2 separate regions of the Homo sapiens genome follow, and region 2 is linked to region 1. Evidence: chromatin loops called from intact Hi-C (ENCODE). Cell type or tissue: endothelial cell of umbilical vein. All regions are shown on one strand. Links, peaks and the distances in the headings refer to the core of each region. The heading gives the core; the rest is flanking DNA.

The links. Peaks named below come from ENCODE experiments on the same cell type or tissue, not always from the same donor. Only the 100,000 strongest peaks of a DNase experiment are listed, where the experiment ranks them.
Region 2: it touches region 1 in a loop (7-fold over the local background); 2 of 110 quality-filtered maps call a loop at or near these places.

Annotation. Positions count from the first base shown.
Region 1 is chr7:134,426,748-134,437,330 of GRCh38, reverse strand. It overlaps LINC03060 (long intergenic non-protein coding RNA 3060), which reads left to right and starts at 4,911. Exons shown (of 3, transcript NR_183392.1): 1 at 4,911-5,017. In endothelial cell of umbilical vein, for the core only: a CTCF peak has its summit at 4,477 (motif pointing left); DNase peaks (open chromatin) are centred at 4,490 and 4,770; H3K4me3 peaks cover 661 bases; H3K27ac peaks cover 975 bases.
Region 2 is chr7:134,697,147-134,707,729 of GRCh38, reverse strand. All of the region lies in intron 1 of LOC124901750 (a long non-coding RNA gene), which reads left to right. Among named protein-coding and RNA genes, the nearest start is that of BPGM, 56 kb to the right of the region's middle. RefSeq lists silencers at 3,758-3,968, 4,539-4,833. In endothelial cell of umbilical vein, for the core only: a CTCF peak has its summit at 6,266; DNase peaks (open chromatin) are centred at 4,939 and 6,249.

The DNA.
Region 1 (10,583 bases), core at 1,365-9,364:
TATTATTCCTCTGGCCACAATTACATAAAATTATTTAAAAAAATAACAAAAAGTAATGAAACTGCCCTCCACATGAATTTGGAAATTTTGAAATAGATTTACAATCAATTCAAAGGTTAAAGAAGAAAAAATAACAGCAAACACTATATATGGCATTTATTAATTACCTACGGCAATTTAATAAGTATTAATTACCTATTAAAGACCCAAACACAGTTTTAAGAGTTTTACATATTTTTCCAACCTCACAACTCTATGAGGTTGATTCTATTGCTATCCCATTTGCAGATGAAGAAACTGGGACCCACAGAGGATAAAGAACCTTCCCAAGATCATATAACTAGAAAATGGTGGAGCTGGGATTTCCACTTGGGCAGTCTGGCTCTGGAGTTCATCCACCAGTTCTGCTGGGCTGCCTCCTACTGTAGAAAACACATGTGGAATCATAACAACTTTTGGGATGCAGCCAAAGCAGTACTCAGAGGGCAACTTACAGTGTTATGTCCATTAAAGAAGTTGAAAAACTAGTTAAAATTTTTCCTCAAAGAAAATACCAGACCAAGATGGTTTTATAGAAGTGTTGTATGTCACATTCTAGGTACAGACAATACCAATCCTATTCAAGTTCTCCCAGAAAACAGGAAAAGAGGGAATACCGTCAAACTCATTTTATGCAGCCAACACAACTCTGACACTAAAATTAGACGAGGACAGTTCAAGAAAACTACAGACCCATCTCATCAAAGAATATAGTTGCAAAAGTCCTAAACAAAATAAAGTTAGCCACATCCAATGATGTATAAAAGAGGGATTTGTGTGATTTTATCACAGGAATGCAATGTTGATTTAATATTAGAAAATTATGAATGTAATCCATCACATGAATGAATTAGAGGTATATGTATGTATTCAAGTAGAACAACATTTGGTAAAATTCAAAATGGTGTTATGATAAAATCTCTTGGCAAAGTAGGAATAGGAAAGAACGTCTTTACCTGGTAGAAGGCATCTGCACGAGTGGATCACAGTGTGTTCTTACAGTGTACAGGCTACAGCTCTATGCTTCTACATAAATGAATCTCAAAAGTACTAAGGAGAATACTAAGGCAGAAGAAAAAGCTAGTCACAGAAAAAAGGCATATAGTAAGAATCCATTTATATGAAATTTACAAGCAGGTAAAACTAAACAACATTTTTTTAAGGATACAATCACAGGTCATACAACTACTAAGAAGATAAAGAGAAGGATTTATTCCAAATTCATGGGTGGGAGTTGGAGTGAATCTTGATATTGAAGAGGGATATACAAGGAGTCCTAAAGTACTATTTATTTCTTAACCTGGGTTATGAGAACATGTATGTTTATTTTAATTCTTTAAATGATACACAGAGATGTTGTACACTCTTCTGCATATATGATTTATTTCTACTTTTTTTTTAAATTAAGACAAAGTCTCACTGTCACCCAGGTTGGAGTACAGTGGCATGATCTCAGCTCACTGCAACCTCCGCCTCTGGGTGCTCAAGCGATCCTCCCATCTCAGCCTCCCAAGTAGCTGGCACTATAGGCACGTGCCACCATGCCCAGCTAATTTTTTAATTTTTCGTAGCGATAGGGTCTCCCCCTGTTCCCCAGGCTGGTCTCAAACTCCTGAGCTCAAGCGATCTGCCTGCCTTGGCCTCCCAAAGTGCTGGAATTACAGGCGTGAGCCACCACACCTGGCCTACATGTGATCTATTTCCTAATAAAAAATAAATGTTTGCTGAATAAACTATCTCATCTGATCCTTACAACAGTCCTGTGAGACTCGTGTGTCATGACTCTTCATTTATAGATGATAAACTAAATCAAGAAAACTCATTTGGTATGCCAAATGTCTCACAGCTAGTCAACGGTTTCGCCTCCAAACTCTGTGACCTTTCTACTGAATCACATTGAAGCTATTTTTTATGACTACCTCTGCTGCTATCTTAACTCTAGATACAGAAAAATTTGATTGCCCAACTGCCTGTCATTGAGCAAAAGAAGTGAAGTCCTTTCAACAGAGTTATCTTTTCATCTTGTCTCCAATTCTTGGCTTCGAGTGATAAACGGTGTTTGCCAGAGTTGCAAGCCAGGAGTAATTTCAGTGGTATTAGAGAGTCAGAGATAAAACAACAGGTTTTGGATGAGAATTATGAGTATCCCAAACTGTTAGAGAGCTGGGACCCAGGGAAAAGGAGAGCCAGGCTTAGGGCCCATGGCAAAAGTCAGGTAAGTTTTGGTGGAAATACAGCACAGAGTCAAAGGAGACCAGAGAATGGGGTACTGACCACAGGGCACAGTACAGCATGGAGAAAGGACAGGAACAGGCAGTGGGAGGAAAGCAGCGGGAGGCCATTAATATACTCCCGCTACACAGATCCACTCAGGCCTGCAGCAGATGCTTCCAGGCCTAAACCTGGGCATTAAGAATTGCGTGGCCTTCTCTCCCAGTTACCGCAAATCAGCAGGTTGTGACTTTGCCAGGGCTCTCAGAGGCCATATGGTCCCAGCCTTCGTTGTACAGGAGGGATCAGGTGATTTTGTCAAGATCAGCCAGGACTAGAACTCTGCAGATCTTTATCCAATATTCTTTTTCTGTAGGTCACCTACCTCTTAGTCTGAACACATGATTTTGAAAACCCCAGGCCATCCACTCGTGGCCTAATCTGGACTAGAGACCAGATTGTTTTGTTATCCAGTGGGAGGCTGTATGGTTCAAACCGTGTTTCTGAAAAGGCCTGGATTTCCTCCCTGGGCTGAGGAGGCAAGGAAGGGGTGGTGTAGGTGTCCTCTCTCCCTGTCCTCACTGCCTCAACCAGAGCAAATTCCCTTTTATCTTCTTTGTTGAAATTGTATGTACGATTTCATTTGTGAAAAGGGTTCTGATTCTTTAAAAAACTTTAAGAAAACTTAAAATCCATTCCATGGAAAACCAAGTGGGATCTCTTGAACTCTCTCTGTCCATTTCCCAGATTTTAGTACCATTCAATAAGTATTCTTGGAGTCCTAGTTAAATGCCTAGTGTTGTGGCACATGCTAAGGGACATATAAAAAGAGATTATTTGGCTGGGCGCGGTGGCTCATGCCTGTAATCTCAGCATTTTGGGAGGACAAGGAGGGCAGATCACCTGAGGTCAGGAGTTTGAAACCAGCCTGGCCAACATGGTGAAGCCTAGTCTCTATTAAAAACACAAAATTAGCCAGGAGTGGTGGTGGGCACTTGTAATCCCAGCCACTCGGGAGGCTGAGGCAGGAGAATTGCTTGAACTCGGAAGGCGGAGATTGCCGTGAGCCAAGATTGCACCATTGCACTCCAGCCTGGGAGACAAGACTTTGTCTCAAAAATAAATAAATCAATGAAGTTGTTCTATTCCCCAAGGTGCAGATTTGCAAATTAGTCATGGGGTAGCTTCTTGGAAGAGGGTAGCATTTTCCCTTAGAAACAGCTTTATATATGATGTTTCATGTACGATGTTCCTACCATCCTATTTAGTTGCATCTTATTTCTTGGATGTCCCTGCAGAAGGGTTGCAAAAGGATAGTACGATAAGATCTTGGTCCTTACAACTTGTTATTTTTCTGCCACGAAAGTAGAGGAGATTTCTTTCTATGTGTGTATGGGTAGCTCTAGGTGAAAAACTTTGCATAATTTTCTGTACAGGGAGAAATACGGCAATAATTTCTTCTTCTTCTTCCTCTTTTTTTTTTTTTTTTTTTTTTGAGACAGGGTCTTGCTCTGTCACCCAGACTTGAGTGCAGTGATGCGATCATGGCTCACTGCAGCCTCAACTTCCCCAGCTCAAGCAATCCTCCCAGTAAGCTTCCCAAGTAGCTGGGACTACAAGTGTGCACAACCATACCTGGCTTTTTTTTTTCTTAATGTAGAGTCTCACAATGTGGCCCAGGCTGGGCAATAATTTCTTCATGGTGGGGTGAGGGAGGACAGAACAGGCCATTCTAGGTTAGATGTTTCTAAGTTGGGCACAGCATGTGTAAAGCCTGTTCGTTCCTGGGACTGTGTGGAGGGCAGATGATATTCCTACCAAAAAGAAAGCAGGTGAAAAGTTAGATAACATGAAGAGTTGAAGGAAGTACGTAGCTCCAACTACTGTGTGGTAGAATTCTTCCCTGACCCCAGCACCTGCCCTCTCGATGTATGTGATTCAAATGCTGCTTGGCTAGAATGGGATATACACCAGCTGGTCTCTGCCGGGTCCCTGGCCTGCCTTCCTCACCAGAACATCCCTGACAGTGCCTAGGCAGTCTGGGTGCGCTTGGTCCTACAGCAAGGACCGGTAGGCTTCCGAGCACCATGGCCAAGCAAAGGGGGCGAAGGAAGCCTCGGTCATCGAGTTCAGCCTGTGTGAGCAAAAGGAAGTCCCCATCCACACTCGCCACTCCCCGTCCTTAGCCTCCTGAGCTTATAGTGTGGTGTATGCTTCCCCCTTCTGGCCACAAATGGTCAACAATGATTTTTGGTAATCCCTGGTGGGAGGCCCTGCTTACTGCTGGGAAGTGGACCTTCCTAGTAACAGCGACGACAATGATACTGTTGCCAGAGCTATTGATGGAAGTGGTACAATCCAATAGGTGCAGTAAAAAGCCCTTTACATACACTGTCTCATTTAATCCTCAAAGCCAGGGGTCCCCAACTCCCGGGGCCACAGACCGGTACCAGTCCATGGCCTGTTAGGAACGGGGCCGCACAGCAGGAGGCGTGCGATGGGCGAGCGAGCAGAGCTTCATCTGTTTTTACAGCCACTCCCCTCTCGCATTACCGCCTGAGCTCCGCTTCCTGTCGGGTCAGCAGCGGCATTAGCGTCTCATAGGAGCATGAACCCTACTGTGAACTGCGCATGCGAGGGATCTAGGCTGCGCGCTCCTTATGAGAATCTAACGCCTGATGACCTATCACTGTCTCCCATCACTCCCAGATGGGACCGTCTAGTTGCAGGAAAACAAGCTCAGGGCTCCCACTGATTCTACATTATGGTGAGTTGTATAATTATCTCATTATGTATTAAAATGTAATAATAATATCCCGAAACCACCTCCCCACCGCCAGGTCTGTGGAAAAATTGTTTTCCACAAAACCAGTTCCCGGTGCCAAAAATGTTGGAGACTGCTGCTCAAAGCAATTTTGTAAGGGATGTATTATTATCCCCACTAAACAGAAGACAAACTAAGACACAGCAGTTAAATGACTTGTGCAAAATACGTGCTGATAAACGCAGCAGGGCGGGGGTTCACGCCTAGGTGTGTCAGGCTTCAAAGTCCGCGCTCTGGGCCACTGTGAACATTCCCGTTTCTGACGGGCTGTATTCTGGGTGGGGTATCCTCTGTCAACAGAGACATCTGTCAGACCATTCCTGCCCTTTTACTTCCATCAGTCCACATTCTGGCATCTTCCGTGTCATTTTTCCTCTTCACTTCTTGTGCTCCTCGGCAGATCTATGACCATCCCAGCCTCTTTCTTTTCTTCCTGATCTTTGGGCAATTCGCCTCCCTCCTGCTTGCTTCAAACATTCACTCTTGTGCAGCAGTTCTTTTCTTATTTATTTATTTTTTGAGATAGAGTCTCACTCTGTCGCCCAGCCTGGAGTGCAGTGGCGCTATATCGGCTCACTGCCACCTCCGCTTCCCAGGTTCAAGCGATTCTCTTGCCTCAGCCTTCTGAGTAGCTGGGATTATAGGCACCTGCCACCACACCCGGCTAATTTTTGTATTTTTAGTAGAGATGGGGTTTCGCCATGTTGGCCAGGCTGGTCTTGAACTCCTGACCTCAAGCCATCTGCCCGCCTTGGCCTCCCAAAGTGCTGGGATTACAGGTGTGAGCCACCGTGCATGGCCCATGCAGCAGTTCTTAAACTGGCACCCACAAGAGGTCTGGATTGAATCCGAGAGGTCTGTGAACATGGACATGGAAAATATTACATTCTATCGTGAATATAGAGAACAGAAGTGGGGCCTGTAACTTTGTCACAAATAGAAAGTCACAGCTCTTGCTATATCCCATTACTGTTACTAGGAATATCTCACGATGTCATCTATGTGCATCACTACTTTGAAATTACCAGAGTTATTAAACCTGTCACTAGACCTGTTATTTAGTCGTTAATAAAAAGCCTATATATTATCATATTACAAATTTGGTTTTTAAAAATATTGTGATAGCAGTCTTTCAAAACTAAAGAATTCCTTGGTAATCTTGTGTGTTTAATTTTATGTACTTAAAAACATTTTTCTTAGAAGGGCTCCAAAAGCTTCCGCAGCTTGCCAAGGGGATCCTGGCATGAAAAATGATGAAAAGAAAACACACTATCCTTGATTTTATGCCAGCTTTGCACCTCCTGACCCAGCCCATATAATGTAACAGTGACCCCCTGTAAGAGGGTTGCACTTCTCCAAATAGGAGGACCACAGGATTTCTCTTCCAAACAGGGACATTTGAGTATAGATAGAGTGATACTAGCATAACAAGAGTAAACTGGAACATATGGCCACCCCTCTCAAATATCAGGTATTCTGGAAACTGAAGAATTAGATAAGAAAATGCCAATGTAATTTACAAGAATCAACATAGAAACACCCTATCTGTAAATATGCTACTGATAAAACTAGATTGTCTCCTAAAATCCAACCAGAAAAAAATAACTAATATGAAATATATCAGCTTCAAATGAAATAATTATAGCATATAATAAAATAACGAATACTAGTGTATCACTTGCTATGGACAGACATTGTCTTACAACAGCCCTCTGAGGTTGGTTCTATTATTGTCCTCACTTTAAAAATGAGGAAAACGTGCCCCAATCACACAGCTAGAAAGAGGCTGAGCTGGTAGCAAATCCAAGCACACTGGCTGCTAACTGTGTGCTCTGACCCACTGTCTCTCGTGTGTCTTTGTTAGGAAATTTCATGATCCGACTGGAATCCAGGAAAATCACAGCTGAAATACAAAACATCAGCCCTTATCTCCAGCACTGTACATGGCAGAAACTGCTTTTATTCTAGATGTCTAGATCCAGGTATTTGAAATAAATTCTCCAGAAGGGGGGGAGAAATCTGGAAAGTTTCCATAGAACAGTTGCAATATCCCTTTATAACTCTTGAGTTGTAAGTGATGCTGTCTCCAGATATTAGCCTTTTTCTTTTAGCTACAACCTCTAGCTCCCACGTCAGAGGCAGCATGGGCCAGTGATTAAGAATCGGGTTTGCAGTTCCAATTCCAGGCACCTATTTAAGCTGGATGACCTTGACTAAGTCGCATAGCTTTTTGCACTGCAGTTTTCACATCTGTAAAATGGAGATAATGCTAATGGAATGCAAAATGCAAAATGGAAATAACGGTGGTGAGGAGTAAATGAGCTGGGCAAATACACAATAATCAGGAACGATTATTACTATCCTTTTACTCATCTCTATTCTGACAGTTTTGTCTCCAAACCCATCTCTCTTGTCTTATTCTGAGTTCTTCCATGCGTTCTGGCGTTTTCAACTTGACTTCTTCTTCAATATTTTTCATCATTTGGTAGCTATCTTTGGGTAATAATTATAACATTTGCTTATACAGCATTTGCCCCAGAACTCGTTTTGCTGAGGCAGCATAAACTGACAACTGGAAGTGAGAATGGGGACATGTGATCTCGTGATTATCACACATTCTCAATTTACCCACTCCATAATAGCATTTGCACCAGAGCTCTTCATTTGCATTTTGCTGAGCCAACGTGAATTTTTAGAAGTTCCGAGTGTCCAGAGAATGCTTCAGTTAGAATTGAGTTGACAAAAAATAGGATAGATCATTTATCACCTCTGTAGAAACAAGATGAATTTCTGTTTACAACTGAAATAAGAAATTACAAAAGATTGTTGGGCCTGACCACATGAAAAATTAAAATAGTGCAAAAGAAAAATAATTCAATACAAAAAGGGAAGCTACAGGCTGGGAGATGTTTACATCGATATAAAAAGGGGTTAATAAATATGCTTTATAAGACACATCTTTTAAGAACATCTTTGTTGCATCTCCGCTAAGAAGGAGGGTATCACAACCCAATACAAACTTACATTGAAATAAAAGTTTCATACAAAAAAACGTACTATACTCTGTCGTTGGGAATGTAAATTAGTACAACCCCTATGGAAAACAGTACAGAGATTTCGCAACTAAAAATAGAGTAACATTCAATCTAGCAATCCCACGACTGGGTATAAGGAAAAGAAATCATTATATCAAAAAAATACCTACACCATATGTTTGTTGCAGCACTATTCACAATAGCAACGATATGAAATCAACCTAAGTGCCTATCGATGGATGATTGGATAAAGAAAATGTGGCACGTATAGACAAGGGAATACTATTTAGACATAAAAAAAGAATGAAATAATGTCTTTGCAGTAACATAGATGGAACTAGAGGTCATTATCTTAAGTAAAATAACTCAGAAACAGTCAAATACCACATGCCCTCACTTACAAGTGCAAGCTAAGTAATGTATACACGTGGACACAGAATGGAGTGATAGACATTGGAAACTGGGAAGGATGGCAGGGTGGGAGGATGGGAGGGGGTAAGGGATGATAAGTTACTTAATGGGTACAATATACACTACTCAGGTGATAGCTACATGAAAAGCCTAGACTTCACCACTATACCATATATCCATTTTAAAAAGATGAACTTTTACCCCTGAAATATATACAAATTTTTTTAAAAAACACAAAAAATCTTACTATATGCAGAATGCTCTGATATTTCCATTTTATTCTACTCTGTTTTTTTCTTTAATACCAGTCATGAGCCACAATATATTTTATAGTCCACTAATGAAATTATGACATACTTTAAATAAACAGTGATGTCAAGAGCTCTTATAAATACATTATTGGATAAAGAATATATATAGATGCTTCAGATAGGAGTAAAAACAATTTCTGAAATATGAAAAAATCTCTACTTCAGTACTCACTCAAGATACACAAATGAATAACAATGATAAAAATACAATTTCCATTGACTAAACTAGCAAAAAATTAAAAGTGATGGTGATATCTGATGCTGATGCAAAGACAGTAAAGGGTTTTCTTTACTACAGTTTTTTACTTATGCCCTCTTTAATTCAAAACACATTTGAGGTGGTTTTATGTACCAACATAGCCAAACAACTAATGGCAGAATCAATGCAATTTTGTTTGAGAAGTAATTTGGTGGTACGTTTGGGAAGCCACAAAAATGTTCATACCCAAAAGTAATTCTACTTCTGGGAATTTGTCCCACTGAAGCAATTCAAAGAAAGAGAAAAATCTCTATGCATAACTTTTTATATCATTACTTAAATAGTGAAAAACGAGAAACAGTCTAAATAGCCAAGAATAGCACAATATTTAAATAAGCTATACTACATCAACTCAAAATATTTTGTAGCCAGTAAAATAATTATGATGACTATAAAGCAACATGAGAAAATCCTCATGCTAACAAATGCAAAAGTTATAAAACAAAACTCTCCATGTATTTCAGTGACTATAGCTGCATAAAGATTACCCAAAAACTTAGTGGGATGAAACAACCATTTTTTACAGATCAGAAATTCAGACGGCTTACAGCAGTATGGCTTATCTGGGCCCACAATGTCAGGGGCTGGATTCACATGAGGGTCATTCAACATCAGTTGATGTTGGTCATCTGGTGAGGCCTTAGCTGGCTCTGTTGGCCAGGACACCTCTGTTTGGCTTGGGCTTCCTCAGAACATGGTGGCTGGGTTCCAAGGACAAAAGACCCCGGCGAGAAAGCCAGGTAGAAGTCAGTTAATCATATATGACCTAGTCTTAGAAATTTTGCAGTGTCATTTCCATTTCCATTCATTGAGTCACAAAATCTTGTCAGTTTCAAAGGGAAAGAAAAGAGATGCCACCTTATGATGGGAGAGCAACAAGTTTCTGGAAAAGCATACAGGACTGGAAATACTGCTATGGCCAGTTTTAGAAAACATAATCTGCCACAATTTTTGATTGGGTTACAACCACATAAAAATAATGAAAGTATTAGGATTAGAACTGGGAAGAAACATGGAAAAATAAATGATTGATTTTAAAAAATTTTCCGTTATTTTGATTATGTTCTTTGGCCAATAAGTACATAATTATTAATACAATTATATTGACAAAAAATTAAGCTGACAGTACTTCAGGAATTATCCCTGGGGGTAACCCCAGCTTTTTGCTTTTACTCCTTTATTGATAGAATCCTGCTGTTCTCACTGTTTTGTTTTTTTTTGTTTTTTGGGTGTTTTTGTTTTTGTTTTTGTTTTTTTTTGAGACAGGATCTCATTCCATCACTCAGGCTGGAGTGCAGTCGTGTGATCTTGGGTCACTTCGGTCTCAACCTCCCAGGCTCAAGCAGTGATCTTCCCACCTCAGCCTCCCAAGTGGCTGGGACTACAGGTGTGTGCCACCACACCTGGCTATTTTTGCTTATTTTTTGTAGAGACAGGGTCTCACTATGTTGCCCAAGCTGGTCTCGAACTCCTGGGCTCAAGCAATCCTCCTG
Region 2 (10,583 bases), core at 1,596-9,595, 270 kb before region 1:
TGCAATGGTGCCATCTTGGCTCACCGCAACCTCCGCCTCCCGGGTTCAAGTGATTCTCCTGCCTCCTGAGTAGCTGGGATTACAGGCATGCGCCACCACATCTGGCTAATTTTTGTATTTTTAGTAGAGACAGTGTTTCTCCATGTTGTTCAGGCTGGTCTCGAACTCCCGACCTCAGGTGATCTGCCCACCTCAGCTTCCCAAAGTGCTGGGATTACAGGTGTGAGCCACCATGCCCAGCCTAGGGGCTGTTTTCTAAAAAATTGATATCTGAATCCTTCCTGTCCAGATCTTCATAATGTTACATTCTAGATCACTTATTTTTTGTGTGACTTTTCCTAGGAGCACTTGGTAATGTTGCCTTAAATATTACACTTGAAACAGAAAATTCACTAGGCCTCTAGTAAATATCAGGATGCTGATAGGCTAAGATCAAATTAGATGGTGTGGTATAGACCAAGTAGAAATGACTCTTCTGTATCAATTAACATATGTGATTCTTTGATAGTCCCTAGAAATAGGCCTTTTAATGTAGAGTAACTAGTAAATTTTACGCTAGAGTCCTTAAAAATAAAAAAGATTGCAAAAAACCAGTCATAATTCTTGATGGTATGATTCACTAACTTCTACCCTTCTGTATTTTGAACTTCTAAATCCAGGCCATATAGCAGTGTTTCCCAAACTTGTCTGTAATGAAGTTTTTACTGGTTCACAGAGCAGTTAGAAAAATTAACACATAGAGTAAATATAATAAATAAATGTATAAATGTATTCATGAATTGGGATGTGCTAGTTAAGCTAAATAATAATGCACCTCTAATATATAACCCTCAAATCTCAATTGTTTAACACAATAAAGGGTTATTTTGCAGTTCTATCACAGTCCATGAACGTGAGGACTGCTCCGGTGGTCATTCTGGGACCTGCACTCCTTCCATTCAGGGGCTCTGCCATCTTCTAGAACCTGGGAAGGGAGGGTAGAGAGGACACACGTGCACCTAGCCACCTGGCCCGGAGGAAGCATGCATCCCTTCTGCACTCCATTGCTAAGAACTAGTCACATGGCCCCACCTAAATGAAGGCGGGGGGTGAAAAAATGCAGTCCAGCAGCTTATGCTCAAAGGAAAGTATGCAGACATTAGCCAAAACCTAGCTGGAATATGCCACAAGGTTAAGGCTACCTATCATCCTTTCTTGGAAAGGAGGCTCTTTTATCCTTAGTCTATGTTTTTATCCTCCTTTTGTTAATGTGGAAAAAGTCCTTTCTTTTGTGGAAAACTGCAGCCTCAACTTGGGCTCAAGAGATCCTCCCGCCTTAGCCACCTGAGTAGCTAGGACTTCAGGCACACACCACCAGGCCCTGCTAATTTTTTTGCGTGTTTGTTTTTTGTACAAATGGAGTCTCGCTATGTTGCCCAGGCTTGGTCTTTAGCCCCTGGCCTCAAGTGATCCTCCCACTTTGGCCTCCCAAGTATTTGGATTACAGCAAAAACCAGGGTGCCTGGTCCCTAATTTTAAAATGAATTCAAAATACTAGAACCACTGGCTTACAGAACACTCAAATATTAGAAAGCTACTGCTTGAATTTACTGACTCACTTCATAAAACTACTTCTAACTTTGAATGGTATAGCATTTGGCCACAGGTACTCTTTGAAATTGCAAAATATTTTTCTGCTATTTCTTTCTAGAGACTCCAACAGCTACATAAGTGCAGGAGAACCAAAAACAAAACAAAGCCCTTTTTTTCATTGTTCGGTTGGCAGGAATAATTCATTGTTTGGTTGGTAGAAATAATCACATCATTCTAGTATTCTAGTATTCTCCACTCATCAAAACCATGTGCTCCCCCAAGGGATCTGGACACATTACCAGGAAAGTGGATCCCATTGGAATTTAACATCAAATGTTGCAACTTTAGTAAAATTATATTTGCAAAAGCTTTTCTAATAAATATAACTGTGCTTCAGAAGAATGGTCAACAGTGGAAGCAGCTGTTACTACTGGACGCTTTTTAGCCGTGTTACTGTCCTCTGCTTACCTGGATCTGTTAGGATGGTCTTTCCCTATCATTACAGACATGTCAGTGATCCCACAGAGTGTCCAATTTTCTGTCTAGCACCAGAAGCACCCTCCTGAGAGGGACACAAATCTATACCGGCACAGTTCTCAGCATGTGGTAGCTGCTCACTACATGCTGAATGAAGGACAGAGATCATCTCTTTCTGGTATCAGCAGATTGGCTCCTATGTTCTTGTTTGCTGTCCGTTTATTATTTGTACTTGCAACTCTGCGAGTTGCTTCACTCTTCAAAACAGGCTTGAGTATATCACCACCCAATCTCTTACAACCATCCCTAACAATCATTCTTGTTGTTCATTGGCTGATCTAAAGATTTGTTAAGTCAGAGTGGGATAGGGTGACAATTTGTAACACTTCTTTTCAATTCCCAAAGATCACTGATTTTTCTCTTTATTGGGTTATAGACAATAATGTGCACTCTTCCCTTAACCCACTGATTTGTTTCCACTCTCCAACAACAGTAAAAATTATAGCAATCCTATGTTATGCATCTTCTATGTTCCAGAAACAATGTTGGGTGCTCGACATAAGCATATCATCTCATTTGACACTGACCTTAACTCTGCGTGTGGGTGTTATTAGCCCTGCTTGATAGGTAAGGAATCTGAGGTTCAGCGAAGCATGCCTCAGTAACCAAAAGTATCGTATTATTTTCATAATTATATTGCAGTGTGGCTTTGAGGTTTGGCAGATGTGAGCTTGAACCCTAGCCCTGACACTCACTGTAGTGGGACTTTGGATGAGTTGCTCAACTCTCCTGGACCCATTTCCCCGGGGTGCAAGGAGTCCCAGTGAGGGCCAAGAACTCCCTTTGGGTGTGAGGAAGAGGGTTTGCAGGTGGTACCATGGAGTGTATGGTTCTTGATCAGTTCACCCCTCTCTAGGGTACTCTGGGAAGGTCAAGTTCTCAAACTCCCCAAAGTCTCAAAATCCCCAAGAAGCCCCTTTCTGGAATTTGGGGTTTGCTTATGACTCCCTAGGAGTAGCTGAAGTTTTTCTAAGAGGACACGAACTTCTCACATTTCCTGAAATACTTTTCAGAGGGGTCTCCAGGGCCCACCTCAGAAAAAGTCTATTGGCAATGAGGTCCTGTGGTTTCTCAAAGTTAAATTGTGATAGGTTTGGCCCTTCCATCTGTTCTAATGAGCAAAGGGACTTCTTTGCTTGGTAGTTAGCCCTGCGTAGTGGGTGTATCCCAGGTCCCTACAACATTCAAAGTACTACCACACAGTGTTTACTAAGGTGACCCAGGAAAATTTCTTTAGCCATTATATGCAGAAAAAAAAAAAAGTGGAATGAAATCGCAGAAAGGCTTAGCCAAGGGCACTTTGAAATTCACAATACTCTATCAGAAAAGTCTCTACAGAAACAGTACTCCTGTAGGCTCTTGGTTATAAATATTTAAAGGTCTGAACACACGGAATGCCAAATTTGTCTATCGGCTCTGCAAATAAAACAACCTATTAATTATCCATTAGTACTACACATTTCCTAATTTATACATGCCTCAAATTGAGCTGTCCCTCCCTTATACAGTGGTTTGGCTGCTCCCTGGGGTGACCTAAGTGAGTCAGCTGCAAAGGAGACTGATGCTTTTATTTGCAGTTTGTTCTCAGCCTTTGACCTCAAAGAAACTGCTTTCGTAAGCGGGTAGGACTCTGCTTGGTGGGGGTGGCAGGGGGCAAATGCTTTCAGAACAACCCATCAGTGACATCCTGTGACCTGCAACGAAAGGCCTATGAGAGTAAGGGCCTCCTTTCTCAGCACGCCTTTCTCCTCACCCTAGTAATGCCTCAGACCATGTTTACGCCAGAATTAACATACTTCGGGGAAGCATGCAAAAGGAAATCAAATCTCCCTTTGCCTGGGCTTTGAGAATTTCTGAGCGATTTCTCACCTCCATTCTGCCTTATGCTTAGCTCTCTGAACACGGTGGCTTAGAAGAAGAAGCAGCACTGAGATCAAACTCTGCTTCTCTACCCCGAACACCTTCTGTCTGAAAAGAAGCAGAGAAAAAAGAAAGAGCTGGTCCTTGTTTTGTCGGTGAGAAGAATGGACCACATCAGTGGTTCTAAACCTGAAGCCTAAGAGTCAGCTGAGATGCTGGTTAAAATCCAGATTCCTGGGTCCCATCCCCAGTGGCCCTGGTTCATTAGTTCAAATTCCCCTGCGGATGGCTTCCAGACTAGCTTCTAGGGAGACATGGTAATCACTTAGTCCACCCAAGCTGATACAGCCTAAGGTTTTATAGGTCATTGACCCCCGCTATTCCTGGCAGCCTGGGGCCAGACAGCCAGTTCTCATCAAGCCTTTAACCAGTCACTGCCTCACTGATGTTAGATGTGACCTGGGCTTCCTGGTCAAATTCCTGATCATCCTGTCTTCCTCAATAATAACAACTCAAAGTTCCCGTGTTCTTCTTCCTCTGTAGTCAGAGATACCTTAAAAGCAAGGCAAAGAGAAACAAGAGAAGCTGGTTTATAGCTGAAGGGAAAGGCTCTTTGATCCATCTTTCTCTCACCACTGCCTGCTCCTTCTGTTCCATTCCTTCCTGTAATAGGCACAGTCATCATTTTTATGTTTTTTAAATAAATAAAAGCACAATCATGTCAGGGCTGAGCAGCACCTTTGAGAGGATCTGATCCCCTTCCTTACTGTTCAGGCAAGAAAACTGAAGACAGAGGTTAAGGAACTTGCCAAACGTCACAGCCAGCAGAGGTAGTGGTGGGATTTGAACCCAGGCAGTCTGGCTCCAGCACGCAGGCTTGTAGCCAGAATGTTCCACAATGCATAGATGCAATAAGAAAGCTGATCTAATAGCACAAGACAGGCGAGCATAACAATGTCGGGAAGACCCATGCAGAGGGCAGGGGAAAGGTTATCCTTGTGCTATTCTTGTAATTTTGTTCAACAAAATTGTCAGCATGTGGGCAGAAAAAGAGGCAAAGCCACACACTGTCTTAACCATTTGTAAGCACAGACTATATCACAAAGGGGATTAAAGCTCACATGGTCGGATTCTGGCCTCTCTCACTCCCTTCTCCTAACTCACAAGAAGAGTCAGGCAGCCTGGGCGGGACCGGACCTCTCATGGGCTCCAGCAGCCTGGAGTTCTTCTTCCCATGCTGCCTCTTCCCAACTGCATGGGTATTGTTTCTTCTGTAAATCGGGGAGAGGATTGTTCAACGGGATTACTGTGGGTGCTTTCCAACTCTGAAGTTGCAGGTGTGTCCCACCCTTGAGTGGCAGGGGTAGCTTTAGTGTAGCTTTCTATGCAGCTGAGGGGGACAGTAAATGCATGATCACATGCATTTTTACAGACTGGTTTTGGGTCGATTCATACCTCAAACTCCATGATGGAGAGAACTTTCATAGCCCTTGTAGCTCCTCTCAGCATCTAGAGCAGGATTCTGCTGGTGACAGGTATTTAGCAAATATGGCAGAGTGGCTGTTCCCAGGCCCAGAGCCACTTGCGGGTCCCCCAGAATCTTGATAAGACTCCTCCTTCCATAAAGCTTCTTCCCCACTCCTCCTATCCAAGACTGGATTTAGGGGGCTCAGGATTCTACAAACAAAGCTGAGTGACCCTGTGACCTTGTCATCTCACAGTGACTAGACAAGAAGATAGCCTATCTATCTCCCTGACTCCTGGGAGGCTGCTCCTCCTGGTCTTTATAGAGGCCTGGCTGGAGACAAACTATTGGCCATTTTGCTTCTTGCTTGTTTTGCCTTGGGTTTTTCACAGTTTTCTTGATAAAACAAAAGGTGTTCAGCCTCTTAAAGTTTTTGCCCAGTTCTTACCCTTGACAACAGCACCTCATCACCAATAGTCAGTAAATTTCATTTCTCCCATATCCATATTTCCCTTGCTTCCAGGGTAGGGGAATGGGTTTTGGCCCTGGTTTCATACAGCTGCAGAATGATTTCCAGAATGACGTCCCATGATGGCCATGTGAGAGGAAACAGGCACGAACTGCCACCTGGGAGTGATTTCTGGTGAGACATTTCATCTTCCATGGTGGCTGGCTTAACAGTCAGGCTGGTGAAAGCCAAAAGTTCATCCTCCAGGAATGTTCTGGAGGTTATGCCGCCTGGAGGTAAAGGGTTATTCTAAGCCAGTCTCAGAACTTTGGACCTTTGATGTCTAATTCAATGGTTAGAACATGGGCTAAATGCTTTTGATCCCTAGATGGGGCCAGTGAGCTTGGTTTAATTCAGTGGCCTAAAGCCCACCACTGACTATGTTGGTGAATTTCAGTGTAGTTATTCAACAGGAAGACCAAAAGGAGAGGCTTCACCTCAACTCCTCTCAAGCTGGTGTGCTATCCCAAAGCAATTTGAAATGCCGACATTGATTTGGCAATGATGTATATGAAGGAAGAGTTATGAAGCTCAGTATTAAAGACTGACGTTTCTACTTCTTCCATGCTTTCGTTATGTTAATGTCGCCTCCACATTACCTTCAGATGGAAAGAAAGAACATCACATGAATGGTCAACTACAAAAATTAACTATTTTCAGTCCTGGATTAGGTAAAAAATAATGTATATGGCAAATCATGAAGTTAAGTATTTTCCAAAAATATTTTTTACTGCCTTAACATACTGGAAAAGCAAAAGAATAAAGATGTTCTATTCAAGAATGTAAGTTTATAAATAAGTGGGGGAAAGAAAGGAACATGAGGCCGGGTGCAGTGGCTCACGCCTGTAATCCCAGCACTTTGGGAGGCCGAGGCGGGCGGATCACCTGAGGTCGGGAGTTCGAGACCAACCTGACCAACATGGTGAAAACCCGTCTCTACTAAAAATACAAAAATTAGCCGGGCGCAGTGGTGGGCACCTGTAATCCCAGCTACTTGGGAGGCTGAGACATGAGAATAGCTTGAACCCAGGAGGCGGAGGGTGCAGTGAGCCGAGATCATGCCATTGCACTCTAGCCTGGGCAACAGAGCGAGACTCCATTTCAAAACAAAACAAAACAAAACAAAACAAAATGCAAAAAAAGAAAGGAACATGATCAGGGAACTGGGAGGACCTGGGAGAGTGTGAGTCCACATGGATGAGGATCCAAGCTCAGAGAGGCCATGTTCTTTCCTAAGGTCACACAGCTTAGATAAGGGTTAAAATAAGAGAACATTTAACCCATTTATACCCGAGATTGCAATTTTTGAATTTTTGCAATCAGACCTTGGTGATGACCCTAAGCAGTAGGATATAAATAACTCCCACGTGCTCAGCGTTCCAGTAATGGAACACTAGGCATAAATGGGTTTTAAACAAGTAAAAAGAAAAACTCATTTTTCTGATTCCTAGTATAGTGCTTGTTCCTCTACATAATGTTGCTGTCTAGATTTTTTTTTTTAGATTGTTCATCCATTTTGGAAGCCTAATTGGCAACATAATGGAATTTTCTGAAATCCACAGAGAGAAAAAAAGAGCCAACTACATTCAGTTTTTTTTTGTTGGCTTGTTTTGTTGGAATGTATAAACAATTCACCAACAGACATCATTTCATAGTCTGAAAGGAGTGGAGAATTAAAGAGATTTTGTGCTCAACCTCTCAGTAGAGGAAAGCCCTGTGACATCAATGCACAAGGCTATGGTTGAATTATTTTGGATTTGAGGTATGTGTGTGGGATTTGAGGCATGAAAAGAGGTAAGAGAGGAATTAAAAGGAATTGTTGCTTTCTGGAGAGCCCCGAGTTCAGATACAATGACAGTGAGCTGATCTACGTCTCTTCTTATAAGGAAAATACCATCACTCAGCTACATTTCTGAGAAAGAGAAGCTTTCTGTCTAAAAGAGGACCACAATGAGTTTGTTGAGCTAAATGACTCTTTTGAAGGAATGTTGTAACAAGGAATGGCTAAACGTGATTTGAAATCAGCTGGGTTATTCAGAAAACTTGCCTATTTACATGAGCGCATCCAGCCATTCACGGTTGCCCACGTAGTGCAAATCCTTTTGCTTCTCCATCACTGGAACGCCTTTCCTTGGGGCGAGCCTCTTCTCAGCCTTCAGGAGCCAGCTCAAATTGCACCTAATAAAGTGTAGCCTTCTCATACTGGCCCAAGGCCAAACTCCTTTGTCAGCTTTGCATCTATACCTCAATATGGAATTTACCAAAATGATTCCTTTCTGCCTTTCCTTCTCCATTTGATCATCAACTCCTCAAGATTAAGGACAGGGTCATATTTATCTTTACACCCTAGTGCTTAATACAGTGCCTGTACATGTGATGGTTGATTTTATGTGTCAGTTTGGGGGCACAACAAACGTCATGCACTGTTGTTTGGTCAAACATCAGCCTAGATGTTGCAGAGAAGGTATTTTAAAAGATATAATTGATATTTAAGTGAGTTGACTTTGAGTAGATTACCATACATCATGTGGGTGACGCTCATCCAATCAGCTGGAGGCCTTAAGAGAAAAGACTGAGGCCCTACAAAGGGGAAGGAATTCTGCCTCCAGACTCAAGTCTGCAATGTCACCTCTTGCCAGAACTTCCAGCCTGCTGGTCTGGGCCTGCAAATTTCAGACTTGCAGTTCCCACACTTTCTTTTAAAATGAATCAATCTCTGTCTCTCTATCTTTCTGTCTCTCTCCATATATATGTATATGTCCAAATATATATGTGTATATATTGAATCAATATCTTGTTGATTCTGTTTCTCTGGAAAACATGGAGTAATACAGCACATGTTTAGTAAGAGTTTAGTGAACCACCAACTTAATAGCAAGGAAAAGGAAGACGGCAAGTAGGGCTGAAGGCTGGACGGGAGAGGGAAAATGCTGGAAAGTATATGAGTAGATAGAGATTGAATAACCAGGGAAGAAACTGCATGCCACTCTTTTTAAGATAATGATGTCTACCTTTATTATGCACCTGGGTACCATATGTGCATAGAAATATTTTAATGCAATTGGATTTCCTTGTATTTTAGAGACTCTCATGTAAATATCAAACTGTAAGGTAGAATGAGATTAAGATATTTAAAAAGGGATTTAGGCCAACATAAAGCACATATAATAAAGGGTATTTATGTTTTATGGAGGATTTTCTGGAATCTTTAGAATCTTTGGGGACTGGATTAAGTCCCTGGGATTCCTAAACCCTTAGGAGTCCTCCAACTATTTTCAGTATTTTAAAAGTCACATTGAAGTCCTACCCCTGCCTGCTAAGCCTGCACAGTCTCGTTAAAATGTCAAATTTTGTTTGCTTTGGGCTAGAATTCTGTTAACCAAGTTTGATGGGGTTGGTTATCTTTTGCTGCCCAATATCTCTAATTGGCAATTGCACATATCTTGGAATAACTTTTTAAAAATGGAAGCATGGATAAACTAATTTTAAAATGCAGGTTGTTCGATAGCAAAGTCTTTTAAAACAAAGGAGGCACAAAAGGTGGAGAAAAAGAGGTAATGAAAGGAGTTTCTAGTGATGGGCAGGTGAGGAGCCTCATAATGGATAATTACTGAGCTCCTGAAAGGCCCAAGAGTTGAGTAAAGTCAGTGCAGTATCTGGTTAGCCACAAAGTTCACGGTGGTCCAAAGTTAAATGTCCTGAGTTTGCACATGCAGCCAAACTCATGCACAGATGCCACTAGAGAGATGGCTCAAGAGAAGCCACCACAGCAAGCCAGAGCATCCAGGTGAGATGCAACATGCTTACGGCAACTGCAGCAGCACTGTTCATTCAGCCTCGACCAAGGTAGGCCAAGGAGCTCCACAACTCAGCCCAACTTTGGGCCCCATCTCTGCCCCTCACTAAGCCTTTGACTTCTTTGTGCCTCAGTTTTCCCATTGGTAAAATAATTGATAATGATGGGTTCCAGGGTTGTTGCAATAAATAGTGTAACATATAAAGCACCCAGACCAATGACCGGAACAAAGCAAGCCTCCAATGCAGGTGGATTCTTGTTACACCTTAGGCACTGTGCCAAGAATCTTGCACACACCTTTTCCTAGTCCCCAGAACAATCCCCCAAGGAAAGCACTATTATTGTCTCCATTTCACAGATGAGTTTAAGGAAATTGTCTAATGTCACTCAGCTCATCCGTGGCAGAAACTGGACTCAAACAAAGCCTTGATATTACCAACCAGGGTGTGCCTGCCTGGGGGACACCAACTTACCTCACTCACTGTGTGCCCTGGGGCAAGTCACCTGGCCTCCCTGAGTGTGCATTCTTTCATCTGTAAAAGTAGAGGGTTATTTTCCAATTTCAATAATATATGTATTATGGTTATGTATGAGGTCATCATTGGGGAAAGCAGGGTGAAGAGCACATATCCACCCTCTAGACTCATGTTTTAACTCCTCCTAAGCTAAAATGATTCCAAGTAGAAAGTTTACAAACCACTGTAGGGATACACTACTTGGCAATTTTCCTTGTGTTGGGCACATACATGGTGCTCAATCAGTGCTTCTCGATGTGATTTGTTTGATTTCTAGACGCTAGAATGTGACCAGTACTGACCATATTGGTTTTTTTTTTCTTTTTTTTT